Linked DNA regions of Mus musculus: region 1 is linked to region 2. The links are chromatin loops, found by intact Hi-C in ENCODE. Cell type or tissue: heart. All regions are shown on one strand. Each heading gives the region's core, and the rest is flanking DNA. Links, peaks and the distances in the headings are about the cores only.

Region 1 (7,379 bases), core at 1,386-6,385, 370 kb before region 2:
CCAGTCAGAATAGTTAAGATCAAAAACTCAGGTGACAGCAGACGCTGGTGAGGATGTGGAAAAAGAGGAACATTGCTGGTGGGATTGCAAGCTGGTACAACCAATCTGGAAATCAGTCTGGCGGCTCCTCAGAAAATTGGACATAGTACTGCCTGAGGACCCAGCTATACCACTCCTGGGTATACACAAAAGATGCTTGAACATATAACAAGGACACATGCTTAACTATGTTCATAGCAGCCTTATTTATAATAGCCAGAAGCTGGAAAGAACCCAGATGTCCTTCAACAGAGGAATGGATACAGAAAATGTGGTACAATTACAAAATGGAGTACTCAGCTACTAAAAACAATGAATTCATGAAATTCTTAGGGAAATGGATGGAACTAGAAAGTATAATCCTGAGTGAGGTAACCCAATCATAAAAGAACACACATGGTATGCACTCACTGATAAGTGGATATTAGCCTAAAAGTTTGGAATACCCAAGATACAATTCACAGACCACATGAAGCTCAAGAACAAGGAAGACCAAAGTGTGGATACTTCAGTCCTTCTTAAAAGGGGGAACAAATACTCATGGGAGCAAATATAGAGAAAAAGTGTGGAGCAGAGACTGAAGGGAAGGCCATCTAGAGACTGCTCCAACTGGGAATCCATCCCATATACAGTCTCCAAATGCAGACACTATTGTGGATACCAAGATGTGCATGCTGATATGAGCCTGATATAGCTGTCTACTGAGAGACTCTGCCAGTGCCTGACAAATAGAGAGGTGGATGCTCTCAGCCAACTGAGCACAGGGTCCCCAATGGAGAAGGTGGAGAAAGGACCCAAGGAGATGAAGGGGTTTGCAACCCCATAGGAAGAACAACAATATCAACCAACCAGAGGCCCCCATCAGAGCTCCCAGGGACTAAACCACCCACCAAAGAGTATACATGGTGGGACCCATGGCTCCAGCTGCATATTTAGCAGAGGATGGCCTTGTTGGTCATCAATGGGAGGAGGGGCACTTAGTCCTGTGAAGGCTCAATGCCCCAGTGTTGGAAATGTAAGGGTAGGGAGGCAGGAGTGGGAGGGTAGGTAGGGGGAAAACCTTCATAGAAGCAGTGGGAGGGGGATATGATAGGTTGTTTCTGGGGGAAACCTGGAAAGGAGATAACATCTGAAATGTAAATAAAGAAAATATCCAATAAAAAAGTAAATATAACTTAATTCATTATCATTCGAACCTATTGGGATTTGCTCAAAGGAGCTTTTCTATAATTTTTTTAAAAATGTTTAGAATTATGCTTTTAATAGAATGTCACAGATTTCTGGATTTGTAAATAAACTGATTAGGGACTGAACAAAAATGTATCTCTATCAACTTTGAACCATGTACCTTCTCAAACTGTAGTGTTGGGGTGGCGTATATCACTAATAGTTTAGAAAACCAAAATGTCTACTTCAGATATTTTTATATTTAGAGGAATATTATTTTTGGCAGTAGAGAGGACAATGATTGAAAAAAATCATTCAGAAGAAAACATTTTTTTCTGTATATGAATCACAGGTCCATGGAAACCAAATTTTTAAAAGGACTCCAAATCATCTAATTCATCCTTTTAAATAAAATCTTTCAAAATCTAAGGGAAAAGGTCTTGCTTCTTGCTTCATTCATTTTTAAAGGCCCTTCATATTCATCTTTCTCTTTTTGAACTATGCTAGGCACATTATAATTTCCATTGTATAAAAGTCATTCAAAATGCCACAAGTTAGAATGGCAATGTTCTATTAAAATGTTAAAAAGGAAATGTAAATAAAGAAGGATGTTCCATTGTATGCAATTCAAAAACTTTATATTATATGATGGTATAAATTATCCTACGTCTTGAATAAAATTAGCAAATGTTGGAAAGAGAGGAAATTTAGATAACAAATTAATCATCTATCCTTCCTGTACTGAGGTTAGGAAGTTATTACATGGCTGAAAGTCAGAGAAGGCACGAGAGAGTGGACATGTCTGCAGTCTCGCTAGACCAAAGCCAAATACCAGCATAGCATAGCATCTCCTATTATCAGATGAACCTTCATTCTTTATGCTTCTACAAAACACCATTCAAGTTTAGTGACCTCTGTCTTCTTTAAGTGCATGCCAGTAAAAATCTTTTTAATATCCGTAATTCTCAGGCAGTTAACCCTAAAGTTTAAACAATCTACTTAGAATTTATCTTCAGCATAATTTTCCAGTTTATTTCCCACACATTTGTGTTCTTCCCCTCCCTTTCCCTATGCTTGGATATCTAATATACATGTTATTATTTAATAAGCCTTCTATTGTCTGAACAATTTATCTTGGAAAACATTTCAATTTCTACCTATCATTCTCACCTATAATTCTATAATCATTTACTGGAAGCTTTAAGTAGTTTCTAATTTGGGTTTTTTAATCATATTTTAAAGTTATTTTAAAATTTTTTCATAGAATATATTTTAGTTACATCCTTTCTATTTCTCCAAGTCCTCTCAGATCCTTCCCAACTCCCTACACTCAACTTCATGTTCTTTCTCTGTCTCAAAAAAATAAAAAAACAAAAACAAAAAAGACAAAAATATCAAACTTTAACAACAAAGCACAAGCACGCACACACACACACACACACACATTTAAAAGATTTTGCCTTTCCAAATGAAAACCGATTGCAAATAGCTTCTTGGTAAGGAGTGTAACTTTGAGCTCACTTTCCTATCTCCATGCCTAGATTTTGTGCCTTGAATTTGTACAGGTCTCACACATGTTGTCATATTATCTGTGACGTCATGTAAGCATTAGCCCTGCCTGTTTCCTTGGAGTCAAATACCACCTCTAGATCTTACAATCTTTCTGCCTCCTCTTCCATATCATTTTCTTAGCGATATAAGGGGAGGGATTTGATAAAACATTCCATTTAGGGCTAAGTGCTCAAAGATTTTTCACTGTTTTCACATTGTCCAGTTGTGAGTCTCTGGGTTCATTACCATCTTCTCTAAGAAGATTCTCTGATGAAGGTTGAGCAATGCATTTATCTGTAGATTCAAGGATATGCCAGCAGGAGTCATCTCATCGCTGTGTTAGTTTAGCAGAATTGTAATAGTAGGTCTTCCCCTAGGGACCATGACTTATCTGGTCTGTGCTCTTAGCTTCATTCATGTAGTGTTATATATCTCATAGAATATATAATATCTTATAAAATGAGAATATATATCTCACAGGTCTTAATCAGAAAGTAGTTACCCCATAGCATTTATGCCACTATAATACCAGTACATCTCACAGGCAGATGGCTGTTTTAGGTCTCAGATTTCATAGCTGGGTGAATTGATGACATTATTTCTCTTCTAATATTGTTGATAATACTTTCCAGCACTGTGAATGCCTGTCAGTAAATGAAGCTTTTAGTTGGGTACCAGCTCAATTTCTCCATCCTTAATGCACAATAAGCAGAATCTTAGCAAGAGGGCCTTTCCATCATATTGTTGAAGGTAGCTGATAGCATTGGCAAAGCACGTAATTTTGCGGCGTCATCTATGGAAGCCTTTGGACAATGATGCATACTGTATTTGAAAATCCACTGAGTCATCTAGCACAAATCAATCTCTCCACTAATGTTTTTCCCCATCAAAGCACTATATTTTAGTTATAAATGTGAAAGTGTTAATCCTACGAATATATATGCTTTTGGTTGTAATGAAGTACATAAAGATAGTCTTTTCTCCCATCAGCTTTGTTGGGATCTTTTATTTCTCCCATGGGGTTTGTTGGGTATTAATTTTTAATAGATGGTTTACTAATTGTTCTTATAAACTAGCTATTTGAACAAGTGAAAGGATAATGTTAATAAAATATATATAGTACATATACACACATACTGAAAGTGTAAATGGGATAAAATCCATTAGTACCTACAGTATAACTAGCTTCCTCAACCTTGTAGAGTTTGTTTCCTTACAAGTAAAATAAATTTCCAAGTACACCCAATTCAGAAGATTCCTGTAGGGTCAAATTGTATACTACTATGTAGGCTGGAGCATATTCAACTTGGGGCTCAGAAGCTGCAGGTACCCTCCTTAAGCTAATTTAAGATTTTTAGTTGATGGTTTTTCATAACTTGGTCACACCGTCCTTAAGAATGAACTTTACAAGACCACATGCTGGAGGGTCAAAGTTTGGACTTCTCTTTAAGTACTTGGCACAAGTAGCAACAAATAAAAGTCAGTTGCTATTATGATGATTATGATTTTCATACTTTCACAGGATTACTGTTTAAAATAAATCACCATGAAAACAACAATTAAAAGTAAAGCACCAAGATTCAAATATTTGATAGGACATGGAAACATTATGTGAGTGTCATGTGGCACATTTTTACTTAAGTATATGCTGATGGAAACCTACATCAGGTCTTGCAATGTTGTAACAGTACACCATTGACATACCTTCTCCCTCATCCTGCTGAAGTTCTATATTAGCTGACAAATATAGCTTTCTACTAATTTTATATTGAATAATAGTTAAATATAACTCAGGCAACAAAAGAAGCAGAGATGCCACTTTCAAATCTTCAGAATCTTTTTATTGCTAGCAACAATACATAGGCATATATCTGTGTCCAAAATCTACTTCTCCAGTGAGACACTGCTTTGATATCAAACAGAATACAAGATTTTATTATTGTTATCTTACATATAACTAAATCCCATTGGATTTGGCTCCTGGTGGTTTCCAGAGCAAGTCATGGACATCTACTTTAATTTATACTTCCCATTTAAAAAAGTCCTTTAAAGTCCTATCAAAAAGTTTCCTATAGTGAGTCTTGCTACTACCTTCTACCACTTCTAAAAGTAAGGATTCCTCCTCCCTAAGATTTTTTTCTGGCAGCCGGGCATGGTGGCGCACGCCTTTAATCCCAGAATTTGGGAAGCTGAGGCAGGTGGATTTCTGAGTTCAAGGCCAGCCTGTCTACAACGTGAGATCCAGGACAGCCAGGGCTACACAGAGAAACCCTGTCTCAAAAAAAAACAAAACAAAACAAAACAAAAAAAAAAGATTTTTTTCTACCATAAAATAGCAAAATAAATGAAGATTATAAAAAGTTAAGAACTTCTTGAATTGTAAAAATTTGTCTCACTTGGTAATTTGGTTAATTGTGAACTTGCTACAAATAATCTCACTGACCTTTCTCTAGTTTGATACCTAGCATCAGTAGTTAGTTCTGAATTTTAAAGTGCTAGTGCTTACGTTTATCATCTTACTGTTCTTCCTCCTTCTCCTACCACTCACACACTCAACTAGATTTTCTTGGGGATGTTCTTATAGCTGATTTTAAAGTGACTTTACTGAATCTATGCTGGAGTTATCATTCCAAAGCACAATTTCTCAAGCCTTAAAAGTAACATTCAAAAGAAGATCATTATACTTGATCCTGGTATTCTTTACACATATGTAAAACTAAGTACGAGAATGTATGAGGCTCAGTATGATGTAGGCATGACTCCATCCTTTCTTTCACAGATGCTCACAGGATCTGATTAAGTTTTTGTTTTTGTTTTTGTTGTTGTTGTTTGGTTTGGTTTTTGCCAAAGACAGTGTTTTTATGTAAACACCACCAGAAGCACAGCAGCAGAGAAAATATTTTGTGAATGAAAGTTTTGCAAAGCAGTATCAGTCAAATGTTTAACTCATTTTTTTCCACAATTAACTCTTCTTGAACTTGTCTCACAGTGTTTCCTAAAACAAAAAGTCCAGGATACCTTGTCTTCTTGTTATTTAAAATCCTATTTAAAACTTTAATCTAGAGATCTATTATTTCAATTTGGTGATGTGTGCAATATAGAAGGTATTTTAGCCTTGATGGTAGCCCACAAACTATAAAGAATATGAATTAACTTTCCCTGTCAAAAAAAACCCAAATTTAAAACGGAGATGGCTGAACCCTAACATCGGTAGCAAGAAAAGAAAGGGGAAATGGATGAAACATAAAGACAGGCATAGGTAAAAACATGTCCTTCAGCTTCAAAGATATAAATTATTTCTTTTGAAGAAGCAGAGATATTTGAGGTTGTAAATTACAATGTCAAATTAGATAGAAATCTTCAATATAGCTCAGTCAGTTGCAAAGCCATGCAGAATATTTTTGGACTCAATATTGAGAGAGATTGTATCACTTGAGTCAAAGAATAGATAGATGTAATGTGATGGATACAAATGTGTGTGATATGCCTGCACCTGGAACATAAGGCTCAGCCTTGCTGTTACTTAGAACTCAAAGTTCTACCTAAATTGAAAAGTTCAAAAAGGACAACAAAGATTAAATGAGTAGAATAGAAGTTTCAACAGATGCACTGACAACAAAAGGAGCACATTTGAGATTTCTAAACAAACCTCAGGGAGAAATTGTTAAGGAAATAGAAATTGGTATCAGTAAGTTTTCAATTTCATATTTTGTAAGGAAAAGAAATGAACAGAAAAATAATCTATAGTACTTGGGGCCAAAATAATGAGATGAAATTAGGAATAAAACTATTATCTGTGAATTGTGTCCAAGCTCAAACAAGTGACCATCAAGTTCTGTTCAAAGCAAGTTCCAAAGAACTGAACCATCCACATCACAGAGATGAGCAGACTCTCTGGTCCAGCCCAGAGACCATGAAAGCATCTCACAAATTCCCTAGGATGAGACAAATGTGCATTATATCATAAAAACTGTTGTCATCATTGCAGCAAATAAATTTATAGAGAGAAATTTCTTTCAATTTTGCCTAACTCTGCTATTAAGAAGAATGGAGAATTGATGGAACATCATACCAAGCAAATAACCCAACTCAGACGTGGTGTTTTCTTTCATTTGCAGATCCTAGATTCTAGATGGATACATTAAAAACATTCATATGTGCAACCTGAATGCAGAAGTGGGGTTGTCTGAGAGAATGAAGAAGACTAGTGGGCAGAAGAGAGAAGATGGAGGAGAAAGTGAGCATGGTGCCAGGTTATTGTATAGTTGGAAGAAAGTGGCTGTGGCACACATCATTAGGTATACTGAATCATGCCAAGAAAAATTAAAGTAAAAATCAAAGATAATGATATCAAGATCATTATGAGGAAGATTCCATCTTTCATTTGTGGAATTCAATCATATCTTAGATTCTTCAATTATCTCCTCCAATGAGTTAAATATTATTTTACTATTATTATATGCTCAGATGATCTTTCTTTGTGGTATACCTATGAGAGCTTCCAAGATAATGAAGAAAGGCCAGCTTAAGTCTTTGGAATAGGGAAGTTAAGATAGCACTGTGTCAATTCCTCTACACACCTGCATGTAAATTATTCATCTGAGTGTATTCATGCAATATTG
Region 2 (7,379 bases), core at 1,534-6,533:
AAGTACAAGACACGCCAATTGGAGATGACCTGACACCAAAATACGACATTTTTCTTTGTAAGTGCATCTTTTGAATTCTGCCCTTGGGAGATGGCCTGTTTATTTTCACATGTATTTTATCTTATGATTTTATTCTAAGAAGACCTTTGCAGTTCGTGAGTGACAATCACATACAGGCCTTCTTGCTTACTCAGACCCTCCATGGCCTCCTTGGCCACATCCTGGAGAGTGTTTCTGCCCTGCATTGTCTTGGCATGTTGACAGGAGGCTTACATTACCGCTTCTAACAGGCAAAGTGTGCATTGTCATTATAAATTCATGAAGCTGGGATATTTCTGGGTGTATGCTACAAATTAGTCATTATCCCGGAGCCTGTGATGGAGCTGGAAATGCTGACCTCAAAGCATTTTCTCCTCAGTTAGCCCTCCTCCCTCTGATCCTCATACAGCCAAGGACTGTTAGGCCCCTCAGCCAAAGCAAAAGAGCTGTTTTTGTATGTGATCTCAAAGCAGTCAGCACCTACCCACCATAAAAAAAGGAAAGCTTGAGAATGGGGGGGGGGGGGGCAGGTGGGAACAAAAGAACACTGGGAATAAATGCTGCATCTTCTTCTTCTAAACACTGGGCTTCTGTATCTCCCTGCTGTCCTTACTTTTGATATTTTATGACTATTTGAAATAATTATAAGTAACTGTGTGCTCAGATAGATTTTATAGACCATAAAAAGAACAAATAGGCCCTACAAGTTTAGCGGAAAGTTCTAGTGCTGTCATTATTTAAGGTCCAAGAGCTGTTCCTTAGGGAGTGATCTTGGCCCTGCTTTTACTGGTTTTGTGCTTGCTGTGTATCTTATTTTAAAAGAAGAGTGGTCTCATTGTCACCCGCTGCTTCTTCAGCTATCAGTGACTGACCTTAAGGCAAGTTAGTTGTATACAATCCCACCAGGACAAGGCAAGACCTTGGATGCCCTTTTCCTTTGAAGGCTTATGGGATGGTGAATTGGTTTGATTGTTTTGTTCTTCGGTAGAAGTAGTTGAAAGTAAATCCATTTGTTTTCGAGACAGGGACCTTGTAAATCGAGCTGTCTCTGTCAGTGCTGCACTGAACAAGCCCTGAATGGACCAAGCACATGAAGATGACTTTGTGATTTTTTTTTTAAAGTGGTCTAGTGAGTGTTATAAGTCCATAGCTCCAAAATAGTAAAATAATTTTAACCCCGTCTATTCTGGTAAACACGAAAAGAAAGGCTCAACTGGGTCTTTGAACTCTCACAACAGTGACAGACTGTTACCCTCCCACACTTCTCTCCAGCTAAAGCAGAAATAAGTTTACCATTTAATTAAAACTTAAAAACATTCAGGCACCTTTCAAATCAATATAGAGATTACTAAATGATGTTTTCCATCAGGTGAAATTTTAAGTACTGATAATCCTGAAGTTTATTGTATCCACATATTGTAATAATTACATATTTAAAAAATAACCGACTGACTTTAATGGGGCGGGCATGGTGGCATTCACCTGTAATCGAACATTCTGAGAGCTGATACAGAAAGATTGCAAGTTCAAGTCAGCCTGGGCTACAATTCAATGAAACCTGCCTTGTCTCCGAACAAAACCAAAGCTAGGCCCTGGAGAGATGGCTTATCAGTTAAGAGGCTGCTCTACCAGAGGATCCCAGTGTGATTCCCAGTACCCACATGATGGCTCAGCCATCTGTAACTCCAGTTCCAGGAAATCCAACACCATCATCTATCTGGCCTCCGAGGGCACCAGGCATGCGTTTGGTGCACAGACATATGTGCAAGCAAAACACTCATACATATACTAAACACACACACACAACTAGCCAAAACCAGTGGATAATCCGGTGACGTCAGCGCCCCCCCCCCAATACAAAATGTGAGACATTGTTATGCCTGGAAACCATGCAGCGGTTACAACTTGCACATTCTTTAGAAGAGGATGCTGCTAAGATGTGAAGATGTTAAGCTAAGCCTTCCTTCCATAAGTTAAACACCTAGAAGGAATTTTAAGTAACAAATATATGTTACAGTTCATTTTATACAATTTGAAATAGGCCAGTGTTTCTCTTCAGGAGACCTTTTGGAAACAATATGTAATCAATTGGTACAGGTGACTAACTGTGTTTTGTTTTGTCTTTTTCTCTTGTGCTTTGAGACATTTAATGAATTGCTCTATGAGAGACAAGTGACAGATAATTTGGATTTTTTTTTTAAATAAAGAACTTTTTATACTTGGGTTTTCATTTTAACTTTTTTTTTAAACTGTTTTTTCTTTTAACCGAGTTAAAAGGGAAAGTGAGTTGTGTATGTTCACAAGCACACACACACACACACACACACACACACACACGGAATTCTTGACTCTACAGTTCTCTGATTCCACTTTGAAAAACAATTTTGATGTGGCATACTTTTTTAGTTGTCTTGTGCTTGTGGTTTGCTTGAGATCTGTGTGACAGACATGTTAAGAGAAGTAAAGTTGGATCTTGGTCAGGTGAATCACTTTTTTAGCCAAGTACTTAGGTCTTATAGGAGCTAAGGCGTTGTGGCTGGATGCATTGATGTAGCTTATTAGTAATGTACTTCGGGGAAAGTACAGTGACTTACTACTTGATTTTTTTTCTTTTGATTTTCTTACCTTGTAGCCATAGAAAACCAGGTAAAGCTATTTTAAACAAACTATAATTTAGCATTTTAGCCTTTCTTTGGGTGTGTAGGCTTTAATCATAGCTGTGAGCAGAGTGTATCTCTCCACTGCTTTTTAAAGCAAATTACTCATACAGCTTTAAAAATCAAAACAGCCCATATCTTTGACTTTGCTTTGGAGCAGAAGGCTCTTTGTCAAAATAGCAAACAAGAAACAATATTTCATTTGCAATTTTAACCTGGTGATTATTTCTAGACTAGACTCTTGTTCAGTTACCGAAGACCAAGCTTCAAAGTTTCAGTTAACTGTATCAAGTTTTTCTCCTGGTGGCTTCATTTGAGAGACGTAATAACACAATATAACCTTGTTTGTGAAGGTGTCTTAAAATGGGAGTATATGAGATAGAAAAGACAGTTCCTAGGGAGAATAGCGTCTCCTCATGCTGGCCAGGAAGTGATGACCCAGTTGCATGCCTGATCCTGCCTTCTTTCCCATAGGTGATTGCCAACAGCCTACTCAATGCCGAATCCAGAAATGTACCACAGACTTCGTGGCCCTGACTGCACACCTGAACTCTGCCGCTGATGGGTTTGACTCTGAGTTTTGCAAGGCACTTCGCGCCTATGCTGGCTGCACCCAGCGAACTTCAAAGGCCTGCCGAGGCAACCTGGTGTACCATTCTGCTGTGTTAGGCATCAGTGATCTCATGAGCCAGAGGAACTGTTCCAAGGATGGACCCACATCTTCCACCAATCCGGAAGTGACCCATGACCCCTGTAACTACCACAGCCACGGGGGAGTCAGAGAACATGGGGGAGGGGACCAGAGACCTCCCAATTACCTTTTCTGTGGCTTGTTTGGAGACCCTCACCTTCGAACTTTCAAGGATCACTTCCAGACATGCAAAGTGGAAGGGGCCTGGCCACTCATAGACAACAATTACCTTTCGGTTCAAGTGACGAACGTGCCTGTGGTCCCCGGGTCCAGTGCAACTGCTACAAACAAGGCGAGTATGCATCTTCCCCCGCCCCCCTTTCCATTCAAGTTGTTCGGTCCTTCAGACAACTTATAAAATGTGTTGTTATAAAGGCCTAGTTTAGAGGAACCATTTGTATATCTTCTTGGAAAGTTATTAACAGAGTTGGTAAAGGTTTGAAATTATTTAATGAGAGATTTTCTCTGGTATGTAAGATGTGGGTCTAAACTTAACTAGACAATGATAGGAAGGATAAAACGTAAACAGTGAAATCAAGTTCTCCAGGGAGAAAAGGCGGGCCTGTTTAATGAGAAAAACATGTGCCCTCCCCACTGAGGTCTTGTGAGAGCTCATGTGTGTGTGAGAGACTCTTCCCGAAGAAATCCACGTTCAAATTCATCCGATGATGAAAGTGGGTGTTCTGAATAAAGAAAGCTGTGAAGCCTGGGGCAGTGGCCCATCAGGAAACGTACTTTATTGGAGAGTTAGAAGCTATAGTAAATGTTATGGCCATAAGCCAGGCTTCCCAGTGGCAAACCCACAATGGTGCTTTAGTTACTAACCTCTTGGTAACCAAGGAAGTTAAGGATTGGCTGTTGCAGAACAGTGCTGTATAAGCCCTGTGTAATCTCACACCCTCTTTTAACACTGTAAGTCAGAAGCTAAGAAGAAAGTTGGCAAAATTACGTTAGGCTTACCCTGAACCAGTGTCTGTGCTCCTTGTTTGTTTATTCTGAAGAAATTGATCATGTATAGGGAGAGACCTTTGATACCAGCTGCAAGGTACTGATATCTTCCTGCAATGCAAGGTGGAAGAAAGTATGGAGAGGGTCTCCAAGTACCAGTCAGGGCTAAGTAACTTACCATTCGTAAATAAAGTCAAAGGAGTTTCTCCCAGTGTCCCACTAAACTCCCTCCTTCCCTGTCTTCCCCAGCCACGAACGCCACAGTTAGACTAGCTCATCTTGCTTTAATTTCCTGTATTTATTATATCTGCTCTTTAGTTGTCATAGACTAAATATAATTGACCAAGATCAAGCTTTTGAAGTCCTGTGGCTGTTCATTTGACTCCTGCCTTTGCCTCCAAATGTGTGGCATATTTTTAAGTGAGTTTAAATTATTTTACTTGGCATTTTGTGAAGGGAATTTTACAACACTTCGGGAGATATCTGGAGACACCCAGGAGTGTCACAAATCTAAAAATAGAAGGCATTGCTCTTGAGCACAGAGACTGTCCCAGCACAGCAGACTTTAGGGGATCTCCAAAATGTTTATACTTCAAACCTGTAAAATGTCAGGCTTGCCTCTTGCCTTAGCACATTCTACATCTCAAAATAAAGCTTTCTTTCTCTGGCCCTATATGTTTATAAATAACTTTTCTTTCATAGATCTCAGACTATGGGGTTGGTAAAAGTTGGATTATAAGGACATATGATTAGGAGGCTGGTGAGATGGCTCAGCAATTAAGAGCAGCTACTGCTCTTGCAGAAGACTGGGTTCAGTTACCAGCACCAGCTTGACAGCTCACAACCATATGACTCAGGATCCTTAATCTGATGGTCTCTTCTAGATTCTGAAGGCACTTACATATATGTGCATGGTGCACATGAACTCAAGGCACACACTCACACACACACACACACACACACAAAATCCCTTACGATAGATACATAGCCATATATATATATATATGTATATATATATACATATATATATATTATGTGTGTGTTAAAAAACAAATGATTATGAAGTTGTAAGTTAGACCATTGCCAAAAGTCTAGGAGTCTAGGATTACAACAGTCATAAGACACCCCAAACATGGCAATAGTCATCCATTGTTCAAATAGTTGAGGATTTGGAAGACTTTTGTTCAAATTAAATAATAATTTATTATATATACATATACACACAGAGAACAATTTAGATTAGCAAACTAATAATAATATTTAAAAAAAAAAAAAAAAAGGTCTGTTTCTTGATCTGGTAAGAGCCAAATTCTTTGTTCTTTCAAAATGGAGGAAACCCTTCTGACAGGGATTCCAGAAGACAGCTGGAATGTGTGCTTTCTCAGCTGTGCATTAGCGCCCTGCCCCCATGCTGCTCAGCCCTGCTCTGTGGTCCTCCACCCCAGCACCGGCCGCTTGGCTTTAGTATTTGTGTTCTCCAGGGCGCCCCTGTATCCAAAGGGCCAGTTTCCATGCTCTGTCTCAAGGCCAGTATGGTACGTGTTGCTGAAATCAGCGAAGGCCTGCGATTATGCAGCAAACCTGCCTTTAAGGACTTTAAAGAAAAAGTGGTAATAAAACTAATAGCAATGAGGCTCGGTGCCTTACAAAACACGTTCTAAGCAAAATCTGAATTCTTTTCTAAATCTGTTTTAAAATGCCTTCTCTTTATTAAAAAAAAGAAAGAAAGAAAGGTTTTTCTTCATGTGAATCTCAGCACACAGCAGCCTTCTCCCTTTTATCTCTGTGACAAGTACCTGAGGAGAAGCAGCAAAAAGGAGAGAAGGGTCATTTGGGTTTCAGTCCTAGCTTGACTGAATCTACTGCTTTGAGCCTCAGGCAAGACAAGATACAAGCATCCAGTTGTCCAGAGAGAGGAAAAGAAAAGAAAGATTGCACGCTTTGAGACTAGGGACAAGGTGTGACTGGATGGGGAGATGGCCAGCTCCTTCCATCTAGATGCCACCTGCTTTCCACCCCATCCCCAAATTCTGTCCTATAGGAATCCACTAGGTGTTATTCCATCAGCTAGAACACTTCCGATAAACAGTAGGGTACCAACCCAGTCTTCGGGAGGTACACTTCATTTTCTTACTGAGAATTGCTGGACCTACTCAGACCAGTGTGGAGTGAGTCAGCACTGTACAAAGCTGAGCTCAACCTTCCCTGTGTGCTCAGGCATTTTCCAAGACCTGCATGCTGTATCAGTGTACTTAAAGAGTAACTATGCCAGGTGGAAGGCCAGCTGAGAGAGGCTCAAGTGTTACATTGAAACATCCATGCATCTCACTGTGAGAAATGCTAGACCCTGGGTATTTTACCCAGTGTGAGGTCACTAAGACAACTGGCTTCTGGGAACCCGGCTTCTTGAGCCAGCTCCCTGCAAGTTGAACTTAGTGAGGTCTCTCTTCCAAACATATCTCCCACCTGTCACCAAAGGACACTGAAACAGATTAAAGTAAGATGAAGTCACTGTATTCGGGGACATTTATTAACTACACTTTTTTCTCGTATGAGCAGTGAGTGAACTAAGACAGGTAGGCCTATGGTCTAATGTGGCTTTATCTCTCCTCATCCACTCCTCTTGCCACACACTGGCTCTCCCCTCCCTATGGGTAAAGAAGGGCATGTTTTCCAGGTGCTCACGGTGTGCACAAGTATGTTTTCTCAGGGCCTCCGTGTTTTTGTTTATACCCTTGCTCGCTGGAAGAGACTGTAAGAGTGGACTAGCTTGCCAGGTAGATATGTTGCTCAGGGTGGGGAGCCAGGGCAAGTTTTTCATCTCTCCACCCCGGGGCTGCAAGAGTCTCTGGCACACCTACACACACCACCTCATCTCAGATAGACATCTTCCCCACCTTCGGCTGTGAGAGGCAGCTGCAGGCATGCAGGCTCTGAGAACGTGAAATGGGGGGGGGGGGGGGGGGGCTACAACTGACAACGTTAGGAGCACAAAGAGAAAAAGGGTTTCCTGTTGGGGAAGAGGCAGTTATACCTTGTCAGTT

The links. Peaks named below come from ENCODE experiments on the same cell type or tissue, not always from the same donor. Only the 100,000 strongest peaks of a DNase experiment are listed, where the experiment ranks them.
Region 1: a loop joins it to region 2, with 2.0 times the contacts of the local background. A loop is called at or near these places in 2 of 42 quality-filtered maps.

Annotation. Positions count from the first base shown.
Region 1 is chr17:16,181,970-16,189,348 of GRCm38, reverse strand. No RefSeq gene overlaps it. Among named protein-coding and RNA genes, the nearest start is that of Gm41534, 50 kb to the left of the region's middle. In heart, for the core only: no CTCF peak of the experiment used is centred there; no DNase peak of the experiment used is centred there.
Region 2 is chr17:15,816,970-15,824,348 of GRCm38, reverse strand. It overlaps Rgmb (repulsive guidance molecule family member B), which reads left to right. Exons shown (of 5, transcript NM_001372257.1): 4 at 3,171-3,679. Among named protein-coding and RNA genes, the nearest start is that of Rgmb, 10 kb to the left of the region's middle. In heart, for the core only: no CTCF peak of the experiment used is centred there; a DNase peak (open chromatin) is centred at 4,038.